2 separate regions of the Homo sapiens genome follow, and region 2 is linked to region 1. Evidence: chromatin contacts called from ENCODE Hi-C or POLR2A ChIA-PET data. All regions are on one chromosome and are shown on one strand. Each heading gives the region's core, a stretch centred on a gene start or an enhancer-like site at or near the end of the contact. The rest is flanking DNA. Distances are from core to core; before and after follow the strand shown. Region 1 overlaps FEZ1 (fasciculation and elongation protein zeta 1). Region 2 holds the start of FEZ1 (fasciculation and elongation protein zeta 1).

Region 1 (5,227 bases), core at 1,532-4,031:
ACACTTACTGTCTAGTCACAGAACCCTGGGGCGTTATCTGGGACAGCCTGGTAGCTGAGAGGTCCCTGGGTGTGGTGACAGTGTAGCAAGAAGCATTTGCCCTTCTTGAGTCTCTCTCCCCCACAGCGCTTCAGCATGGAAGGCATCTCCAACATTCTGCAGAGTGGCATCCGCCAGACCTTTGGCTCCTCAGGAACTGACAAACAGGTACGCGTAGTCTCCCTGCTCCAAGCTCTCTTCCTAGACTCCTGCAGCTTGGCCTCCCCAGCAACGCAGGGGGACAGTGACTCACCAGAATTATCCCAGCATTTATTTAGGGGGTTAGGGGTCCTAACACTTTTTTCTCCTCTTAAGGAGGAACAGAGAATATCTTTTTAAAAGGCAAACTTTTTTTTTTTTTTTTTTTTTGAGCTCTAGTGTTCTAGGACATGGGCAAGACTTAAAACTCAACACTGCTTGTAGGTCTAAGAATTAAGTTGTTTTAAGGATGAAATGCATTAAGAGGGAGTCCATTTGATGATAGATCCCATCCTAGAGTTTAGTTAACTTTCCACCACACTGGATCACCTGCCAAGCCATTCCCACTAAGACTGCCTCTGCAGCTTCCCAGCTCTGGTTGGAACCCATGCTGTGGCTTTTTGTTGGCTCAGTAATTTCCCTGTGACATAGCTTGCATTTCTGGTTATTAAGACAGCATTCACAACTTTTATCAAGCGCCTGCTATGTGCTAAGCTCTGTTGTTAAGCCCTCAGGTGCAAAGGTGAAAAGTCCTGACCCCTGTCCTCATGGAGTGTATAATCTAATAGACATGGCTGGCACGTGAACAGAAAGTTTGAGATGGTGGAATGAGTGTACATGAAAGTGTATATGTTTTAAACATATTTGTAGCTGAATTCTAAGTGCTAGAATTCTAGAACTCTAGAATTCTAGAGAGTCTAGAGAAGGGGAAGAGATTTTAGCAGCATCGATCCCAGTCCTCTTGTTTTATGGCAGTGAGAACTATGGCCTGGAGATTCAAGGCATTTTTCCAAAGCCACACACACTGTCAGTGGCAAAGCCAAGACTAAAATGTGAGCTTCTGGCCGGGCGCGGTGGCTCACGCCTGTAATCCCAGCACTTTGGGAGGCCGAGGTGGGCAAATCACCCAAAGTCAGGAATTCGAGACCAGCCTGGCCAACATGGTGAAACCTCATCTCTACTAAAAATACAAAACTAGCCAGGTGTGGTGGCAGGCACCTGTAATCCCAGCTACTTGGGAGGCTGAGGCAGGAGAATCGCTTAAACCCGGGAGGTGGAGGTTGCAGTGAGCCGAGATCAAGCCACTGCACTCCAGCTTGGGTGACAGAGCGAGACTCTGTCTCAAAAAAAAAAAAAAAAGTGAGCTTCTTAGCTTTGATCTAGAGCTCTGGCACTCACCACCTCAGGCTTCCTTGAGACTCCTTTGACAGCCCACTAGGCCCTGATGCTGGTTTTGTTGTAGGAGCACCTGACATCCAGCAGAGGGAGCAAATCTGACATCAGAGACCCTGGGCGGGGTTGAGGTTCTCTTGCATATCTTTTTTGACAAAAGACAAACAATTCCTTCTCAAATTGCACTGCAAAGAATAAGAAAATATAATCCCCTTGGATTTATTCTCTGCTTTCAGTCTAAAGGAGAAAAAGCTCCCCAGGATTCCTAAATAACAGAGAAGTTTGTAGTGTAGGAAGAATCTAGAAGTTGGGATGGAGAGAAATGTGGGAAAGTCTTACTTTTAAAGAGACATTCCCTAAAGAGGGGTAAGAAGTTCTGAAACAGTGACGTACCAGTGACCATGAATGTTTCAGAGAAGGTCAGATTTGCAGTGTGTGTCTTAGAGAAAGGCTAAATCTCAACCCAGAGGAAGCATGTCTTCTGTCTCAAGCCCCCTGCATGCTGTTTGTCTTGCAGTATCTGAACACAGTCATTCCTTACGAGAAGAAAGCCTCTCCTCCCTCAGTGGAAGACCTGCAGATGCTGACAAACAGTGAGTTCCTCTTGTTCTCAGCCAGATCAGTGGCTCCTTTTTCTCCCTTCCTGCCTGTACGTTGTACCTCCGTGCCGCAGGCCCGAGACTCCTCAAAGCAGGTTTACATGGGCCAAAATACCCTCCAAATTACTGCGTCACATCCTCCCGCACAGTGTAAAATTAAAATACTCTGCAGTGATAACCAGAGCTGTTTTTTCTTTCTCCTGGTTCCCATAAGGGAAGAGGCCTGCTGGGGGAAAAAAAAATGAGCTGGTGAAAGAGGTTGGGGTGCTGGTGCAGGGGACTTTTTGTTTTCCCCTGCAGTTCCCAAGGCTTGGCATCCTCTGCCTCCCTGTTCTCTCTCTCCCTGCAACTTGAGGTTGCCTGGTCGGCACTTGTGCCCCTTGAAGCAGGGCGCCTGGTCTCTGGGTCTGGCTGTATTTTTAATGAGAAGCAAGGTTTCTTGGGTGGGGTAAGGCTGACTGGAAAAAATAGAGTCCAGCTTTCCTTCCAGGAAGTGACTGCCTCCTCTCCTCCACTTTGCTCTATTGTCAAATATTAATAAACATTCTGAACTATGAGGGAAAACAGTGTGTAACAAAGAGCCTTTTGTAGACAGTAACTGTTTATATACATCAAACAGTACGACCCCCAAAGGGCTGGGGGGCACATGGTGTTAGCCATCAGTGTCAGCTTGGCCCTCTTAGGACGAGAAAAATCCTAGGCTGAGATGTGGTGACAGGCCCAGAGGATCACGAGGGAAATTCCATTTCCTTGGCAACCGTGCCCTGCAGAGAGTGACAGCTAACGAGGCCCCGCCCACTGCAGCCTGTTCTGGAGGGAAGGGGCCAGTGCGGGGCTACTGGATACCCAAGGAGAGGGGAAGTTGAGCTTCTGTTCAGCTGAGGAGGATGGATACCTGCTGGGGCCTGGTGCTGAAGGTGACCAAACGTTTCATTTTTTGTCAATTTGGAGAGTGAAAGCAGGAGGTTCTGGCAAACAGAAATCCTGCCTACATCATGCCTGCATCAATAGACACTGTGTCCTTGAGAATCAGGAATTTTAAAATCAAAGTACAGTGACTTGTCCTTAACTCATTGTAAACTCCTTTATTTGCATAAATATGCACTAAGTTTCTTTTTTTTTAAGGGAGAAAATAGAGATGAACTGACATTTATAGATGTTTGTGTTTTCACACAAGTTACATTTGGAAAGTAATTTGGACAAATTATGAAGGTTGATATATGTAAAGTATTCTATCATAGCTCAAAAAAATAAATAGCTATTAATTTGTTGCAGATACCCATTCAGGAATTCAGTGTGAAATCTTTTCATTTTAATTAAGAAACAGACTTTTTTCTATTTTGAGTGGTTTTGTTTACATTTTTTAAGTTCATTAAAAAAATTATAGCTAGAGTATATCCATCATTTAGACTACTTTGGAAATAAGGAAAAGCAAACAAAGAAAAATAAATAACTCATTGTCTACTCCACTATGGTTACCATTTTGGTGCTTTTCAGACTTAATATTTTGTATCTTTTCTATATAGTTGAGATTATACTGGCTGTAAAATTTTGTGTCATGATTTTAGTCACATTAGTTAACACTTTGTTAATGTTCTTTTTATGGCTATCTCTTCTATCATGTGGATATACTACCTTCCAACATTTTATTGCTTTTAGAAAAAAAACCTGCCATCTTTTCTGAATACCAATTCTCCTGTAGGTTATGAAGCCTCTCTTTTTTGGCAGATCCTCATATGAATTTGTGAACAATGCCTCTTCTCTCTTCTACTCTTTGAACTAAGTACATAGGCCAAAGACCAGCTCCTGCGACTAGCCAATCCTTGTAAATTTTAGATTTTGGAGATTAATTTAGATACGTATTGGCAAGAGCAATTATTGTATTTTTACGTGATCTTCGTGGTGTGGCATTTAGTCTGCTTATGCTCAGTTGCAAAGTGTTCTTGACAACTAAGCTGAAATGAAGGCATGTCTAAAAATGCAGAAAAAAATAAAACAGGCCGAGTATGGTGGCTCACGCCTGTAATCCCAGCACTTTGGGAGGCCGAGGCGGGTGGATCACCTGAGGTCAGGAGTTTGAGACCAGCCTGGCCAACATGGTGAAACCCCCATCTCTACTAAAAATACAAAAAATTAGCCAGATGTGGTGGTGCACGCCTGTAATCCCAGCTACTTGGGAGGCTGAGGCAGGAGAATCGCTTGAACCCGGGAGGCGGAGGTTGCAGTGAGCTGAGATCGCACCACTGCACTCCAGCCTGGATGACAAGAGTGAAACTCCGTCTCAAAAAAAAAAAAAAACCCAGAAGAAACCAGGACCCCCTAGAATCCACTTAAGCTGAGATGAATACATGTCTAAAGATACAGAAGAAATAAAACAGAAACAAACCAACCCCTCAATGGCCTCAGGTTGAGTCTCTTTTTCTGGACCTGGCTGCTGACTCACGCCACCATTGGATTTTCTTCCTCACTCACTCCTAATTCTTGGATTCAAGTTTCATTACCCTGTCTTGAAACTAGTCAAGGTAATCAATCAAAGGAGGACAAGGATATCGAAATGAAGTGGCAATCCCACTGTTGCAGCTGCCTTCTGACCCTAGCTATCAGTGCCAGTTGATCTTTAGTGTTTTCTTGGCTTACAAAAGTAATACATGCTCATTGAGAAAAGCCAGACCCCACAGAAATGCAGCATAGAAAAGAACATCCCCTATTGTCTTACACTCAGAGATAACTACTTAACAGTTTCATGTATTATTGTTCTAGATTTTTTTTCTATGAACATTAGCATTTAATTATAAAGTTAATAAATGTTCTGTAACCTTTCTTCACTGATAACTATGTCTTGTACATATAGCTCTCTCTTATTTTTCTTTTCTTCCTCTTCTTCTTTTTTTTTTTTTTTTTTTTTTTTTTATAGAGACAAAGTCTTGCTATGTTGTCCAGGATGGTCTTTTTCTTGTTTTTGAGACAGAGTCTCACTCTGTTGCCCAGGTTGGAGTGCAGTGGCATGATCACAGGTCACTTTGGGAGGCCAAGTGGGGAAGATTGCTTGAGCCCAGGAGTTCAAGACCAGCCTGGGCAACATGGCAAAACCTCATCTTTACTAAAAAAAAAAAAAAAATTAGCTGGGCATAGTGGCACGTGCCTGTAAGTCTCAGCTACTTGGGAGGCTGAGAGGGGGAGGATTACTTGAACCCAGGAGTTTGAGGCTGTAGTGAGCT
Region 2 (5,227 bases), core at 1,565-4,064, 45 kb before region 1:
TAATACCAGTGAATTGTACACTTAAAAATGGTTAAAATAGTAATTTTTATGTTATATATATCTTACTACAATAAAATAAGTGTTTGCTGGAAGAATAACTGGGCTCATGTTCAGGGATTTCTCATCCTAGGTACCTAGCCTAGGCTACTTGTCCTCAGCTTTCAGTTTCTTCATAGCCTCACAAAAATAACCACAGAATCCACTAATTGGTTTCTTATTATATGCCAGGCACTGTGCTAAGCATTTTGCATGCATTATATTACTTAATATGCATAACAACAACCTTGTAGTAGATATTGGCATCCAACAGCAGATATTGGCATCTCCATTTTACAGATGAGAAAACTGAGGTACAGAGAGGATAACTAACAAGGTCACCAGCTGAAGACCAAGTTCTTTATCACTTTCAGTACTTCACAAGCTTCTCTCAAATCTGTTTGTCCCATGCTCTGAAGATCTAGACAAAAGATGGCCTCAAATTAGCCAAGACATATATATATATACATATATATACACATATATATATACACACACACACATATATATACACACACACATATATATATACACACACACATATATAGGACATCTATATGAGACATATATATGGGACATCTATATGAGACATACATGTGGGACATCTATATGAGACATACATGTGGGACATCTATATGAGACATACATGTGGGACATCTATATGAGACATACATGTGGGACATCTATATGAGACATACATGTGGGACATCTATATGAGACATACATGTGGGACATCTATATGAGACATACATGTGGGACATCTATATGAGACATATATGTGGGACATCTATATGAGACATATATGTGGGACATCTATATGAGACATATATGGGACATCTATATGAGACATATATATGGGACATCTATATGAGACGTATATATGGGACATCTATATGAGACATATATATGACATATATATGTGTGTGTGTATATATATACACACATACATACATATAGTGCCTTCTAATAAACCTGGAAGTACTTTACTCATATTCACTCCTTTAATCCCACAACAGGCCACAATAGAGTGGGGCACTATTATTTTCTTTCTTTTTTTTTTTTTTGAGTCGGAGTCTCGCTCTGTCACCCAGGCTGGAGTGCAGTGGCGCAATCTCGGCTCACTCCAAGCTCCGCCTCCTGGGTGCACGCCATTCTCAGCCTCCCGAGTAATTGGGACTACAGGCGCCCGCCACCACGCACAGCTGATTTTTTGTATTTTTGGTGGAGATGGGGTTTCACCGTGTTAGCCAGGATGGTCTCGATCTCCTGACCTCGTGATCCGCCCGCCTCGGCCTCCCAAAGTGCTGGGATTACAGGCGTGAGCCACCGCGCCCGGCGGGCACTATTATTTTCTTCATTTTACAGATGAGGAAATGAGCCACAGGGAAGTTAACTAACCCAAGGTCACAAAACTGGGCATGATCCCAAGAAAGGAGATCTAGGGATCTTTTAACCAGCTACTCTTTGTGATTTATTTATTTATTTATTTACTTTTGAGACAAGGTCTTGCTGTCGCCCAGGCTGGAGTGCAGCTTCAACCTCTTGGGCTCAAGCGATCCTCCCACCTCATCCTCCAGTGTAGCTGGGGCTACCAGGATGGGCTACCAGGATGGGCCCACCATGCCTGGCTAATTTTTTTTTTTTTATAGAGATGGGGTCTCACTATGTTGCCTAGGCTGGTCTTGAACTCCTGGCCTCAAGTGATCCTCCTGCCTCAGCTTTCCAACATGTTGGGATTATAGGTGTGAGCCACCGTGCCTGGCCTTATGATTTCTTACAGGAAGACATCCTCTGTCTATTGCTCCCACAAAGGCAAATAGGCCAACGCTTCTTCTCATCTCATTGGGACATTATTCCTGTTTCCATCCTTCTCATGGTTGAAATGTCTGTGGAATGAATGCATAAACGAGCAAAAGAGACGCTCCCTGCCCCTTCCAGTTGAAGTCCTCAGTTCAGCCCAGAGGTACTTTGCCATCAGACAAAAGTACTTGGGGTTCTCCAAGCCGACATGCTTTTTCCAGTGCCTTCCTTCGATAATTACAGTTCTTGTGCTCTTAGTTGTGTGTATTCGTGAATTATTAGATTTTTTATTGACAACTTCTATAAGCACAGGCCTATGCACAGTAGACAAGATAAATTAATAATTTTTCACAAGACTCCAGGGACCCTTCTCATTTCAGCCTCTTGAATTTTCCTGTATTATCTCAAGTCCTCCTGGGCCTGAAACCTTCTCACTCAGATTTTTCAGCTGGATCCAGCTCCCACCCAGCATCTTTGGGCGAGAAAAGCTCTCCTGCCGGCCTCCTCATTTTTGGCTTGAGGTCCGAACCCAGTTGGAGCTGGGAGACGTCGCTGGGCCTGCCCGCCTCAGCCTCCAGTAGAGGAGAATGGGAAACTCGGAAAGTCCAAAAGGGTCTTTGAGTGTGTCTGCCGGCATCCGCCAGCAGCCATCGCCTGCATTTTATCCAGAAACTAGTGTCAGGCTTTGCGAGGTATCCATATTGGTAGTTATTGCACGCTTTCATCTTGGAGTTTCTGAATATTCATGAGGGAAGCAGAAAGGCCAATGTTAAAGAGGAGAGAAACAGAAATGCATAAATATTAATAAAGGCAAGCCCACGTGCTCGGAGGAAGGCTATGAATGTTAACGAGGGGATGACGTCCAGCTCCCGCGCGTGCCAGTTGGGTGGGTGCCCGAGCGCGGGCGCGCCCCCGGAGCCCGGGCACGAGCGCGGGGAAGGGGTGGGGTGGAGGCGGGAGCGGAGCCGGGCGCCGCCGGAGCTGCGCGGGGAGCGCTCGCTGGCTGGCTGGCTGGCTGGCTCTCCGCTGCGCTGCGCTGCGCTCCGGCCGCTCCCGCGGCCCGTGGATGGGGGTGTCCGGCTGAGCCCCGGGATCCGCCTCCCTCCGCCAGGACCCGCACAGGTGCCGTCGCGGGGGTTGACTTTAGTTAGGACCCGACTCACTGCTGGGGGTGGGGTCTGGTGGGGGTGGTAAGGAGGCCCCGGGATTCTCTGACAGGACGGTCTGGGGTCGCCGCAGCTCCCCTCACCTGGTCCCATTCTGGGATTAGAAAGGAACAACGGGAGGCCGTCGCCTTCCTGCCCAGCCCTTCAGGGAGCGCAGCTGGGACGCCGCGCCAGGCCCTGGAGATGTGGGATGATGGGCACTTCCAGTATCATCTCAGCATCGGCCCTCCAGCCAGGCCTGGTGTGTGTGTGTGTGTGTGTGTGTGTGTGTGTGTGTCCGCGTGTGTGTGCCCGCGTGTGTGCGCGCGTGTGAAGGCAGGGCGGCGAGGTATGGGGGCTGGGGGAAGAAGGGAACGCCGCCCGATCGCGCTGGGGCAGTGGGTCGGTACCTCGTCCCGGGACCGTTATCTGGTCCAGTCACCGTAAACGCCCCAAGATCATCTTTGTCCCTAAAAACTTACCCCCGACCCCGCTCGTGCCCCTCCCCAGAGTGCGGAGCCTTCCCCAGACCGCGCATTCCTGCAGTGTCAGAACCGCTGGCAGCGGCCGCAGACGCCGGGAGAGCGATTGTTTTACTACAGACGGGCGGGAGAAGGGACCGGGGCGGCTGCGCGGTGGCGGGGCGCGCTGCCGTCGGGTGGGCCCCGGGCTCTGGAATGCGGGGAGCAGTGTTTGACGGCGTCGAGGAGGTATCACAGCCCGCTCTTCTTCCCTTTTGCCTATCCCTTCTCTCCTCGCCGCTAGGCATCCCCGACTCTCATCCCTCTCCCGTGTCCGGGCTTGTTTGGCCGGAAGGGCAGTGGAGTGTGTATGCGGCCTGCACGGGATGAGTCCGGCTTCCTCAGAGTGCCAGCCATTGTGCTGCCTGGAGGAGGCTTTCTTTACCCCACCGGACTGGGGGGAGGAGGGGGATCTGAGATGGAGGTGAATGGAGCAGCGGGAGGAGGGGGAGGGGAGCAAGCAGAACCGCGAAGGGGTTGCTGATCCATATGCAACGAAATACTTTTTCTGTCAAAATGTGCACAAACATGCACACTGGGTGGGTTCTGCGGAGGAGCAGTGGGAAATCTGAAGGTGGATCAGTGCAGGGTAGGTTTTAGGGACGGATATGGGGGACGAGGCACGGAATCAGTTGATCTATGGACCAAGTGATGGGAAGAAGGAGATGGAATGGGGCTTGTGTGGAGGTGCCGAGGCCCAGCGGGGTTAGCGTGGTGAAATCTCCACCGCTCCGCTCCACTCGGGTCAGCTCAGCAAAGCAGGGACTGAGCATTTGTACCGCAGCCCCGAGATGCAGCGAGTGCATCATTGTGCTGCAGGGAGACGTTTATGCGTTTCCTACTGGGTCTCTGTTAAGCCCCGTGAGTGTCTTTTCTTTTCCAAATTACACCATCTATTGGGAGTGAAAATAAATGGAATAGATTGTAGGACAATCAGACTATAGTCCTGCGCTCTGTTCTGTGGTAAAGAGAAAAAGAAAAGGCGACCCTCCCATGGTTCCTTCTTTCTGCCATTTTCATGTATGTACGTATTTATTTTTGATCTTGGAAGTCTAAAGGGAATAAGCTATCGCTTGTATTAATCCTACTTTAAGGAAAAGAAGGCTCCCAGATGAGCTATGAATGAGGATGGTGCAAGCTTGCCAGGATGGAAAATAAGGTTGTTTCAGACATTTTAGTTGAAGGATGAAAGCACTCCGTGAAGAGAGGAGGGCGAAAGAAAGTGGGCTAAAGGAAGGAAGGCAGGGTCACCATCTAAGGAAGTGCTGCCAACCCCAATCCACAGAGCCCTCCTGGAGGCTATAGTGGGGCCAGTCAGAACGCCTGACTCTCATCTGTGCCACAGCCTGAGGTCTTTCCACAAATGCTGGATTCAGTTTGGGTGTTGAGTGACTAGTTTCCCAGCACTGGCTTTCACTTTAACTTCATCTCCAGATGGTCATTCATGCAGCACTTCTTGGCTCTTGGATAATGAGTTGACAAAAAACAATCAGTCTATATTATGGACTGTTTCAAATGAGCATGTGTCTGAACCCTAGAGCTGTGATATTCATTTCGTCTTTTATAATTTTCTAGATGAATCCATTTTCTCTACACTCTGCCTGGGCAGAGTGCTTTCAGCACACTCTTCCTGTTGCCAACACTCAAAACTCAGTCTTAGTCCTAGATTCTGGTTGGATTGGCCTCTTGTTGCTGGTTAATCATATAGACTGTGTCATTTCAAAT

What was found. Hi-C counts contacts between places; a loop is a spot of excess contacts on that map. ChIA-PET counts read pairs that join two places held with the same protein, here RNA polymerase II (POLR2A). Pooled maps may share reads with other maps.
Region 2: a map of dorsolateral prefrontal cortex shows a loop between it and region 1 (4-fold over the local background). The contact joins the promoter of FEZ1 here to the enhancer-like site in region 1. A Hi-C loop is called at or near these places in 8 of 168 maps with a recorded cell type or tissue (Right ventricle myocardium inferior, aorta, ascending aorta and 3 more) and 9 of 50 pooled maps. POLR2A ChIA-PET finds 5 or more read pairs at or near these places in 5 of 52 experiments (HEK293, OCI-LY7, T-cell and 1 more).

What each region holds. Positions count from the first base shown.
Region 1 is chr11:125,449,110-125,454,336 of GRCh38, reverse strand. FEZ1 (fasciculation and elongation protein zeta 1) reads left to right here. Exons shown (of 10, transcript NM_005103.5): 7 at 127-207; 8 at 1,928-2,003. Among named protein-coding and RNA genes, the nearest start is that of FEZ1, 45 kb to the left of the region's middle. RefSeq lists an enhancer at 2,806-2,925 and a silencer at 4,410-4,704. Within about 2 kb of position 2,781, at least 13 of the 41 ENCODE cell types and tissues checked have a DNase peak (open chromatin) inside an H3K27ac peak, as active enhancers do; they include ascending aorta and dorsolateral prefrontal cortex, where a contact is called at or near this core.
Region 2 is chr11:125,493,852-125,499,078 of GRCh38, reverse strand. It overlaps FEZ1 (fasciculation and elongation protein zeta 1), which reads left to right and starts at 2,814. Exons shown (of 10, transcript NM_005103.5): 1 at 2,814-2,958. It overlaps LOC403312 (putative uncharacterized protein MGC39545), which reads right to left and starts at 3,865. Exons shown (of 2, transcript NR_164146.1): 1 at 3,464-3,865; 2 at 1-2,571. RefSeq lists a silencer at 2,627-2,876 and enhancers at 2,751-3,252, 3,253-3,756, 4,259-4,762.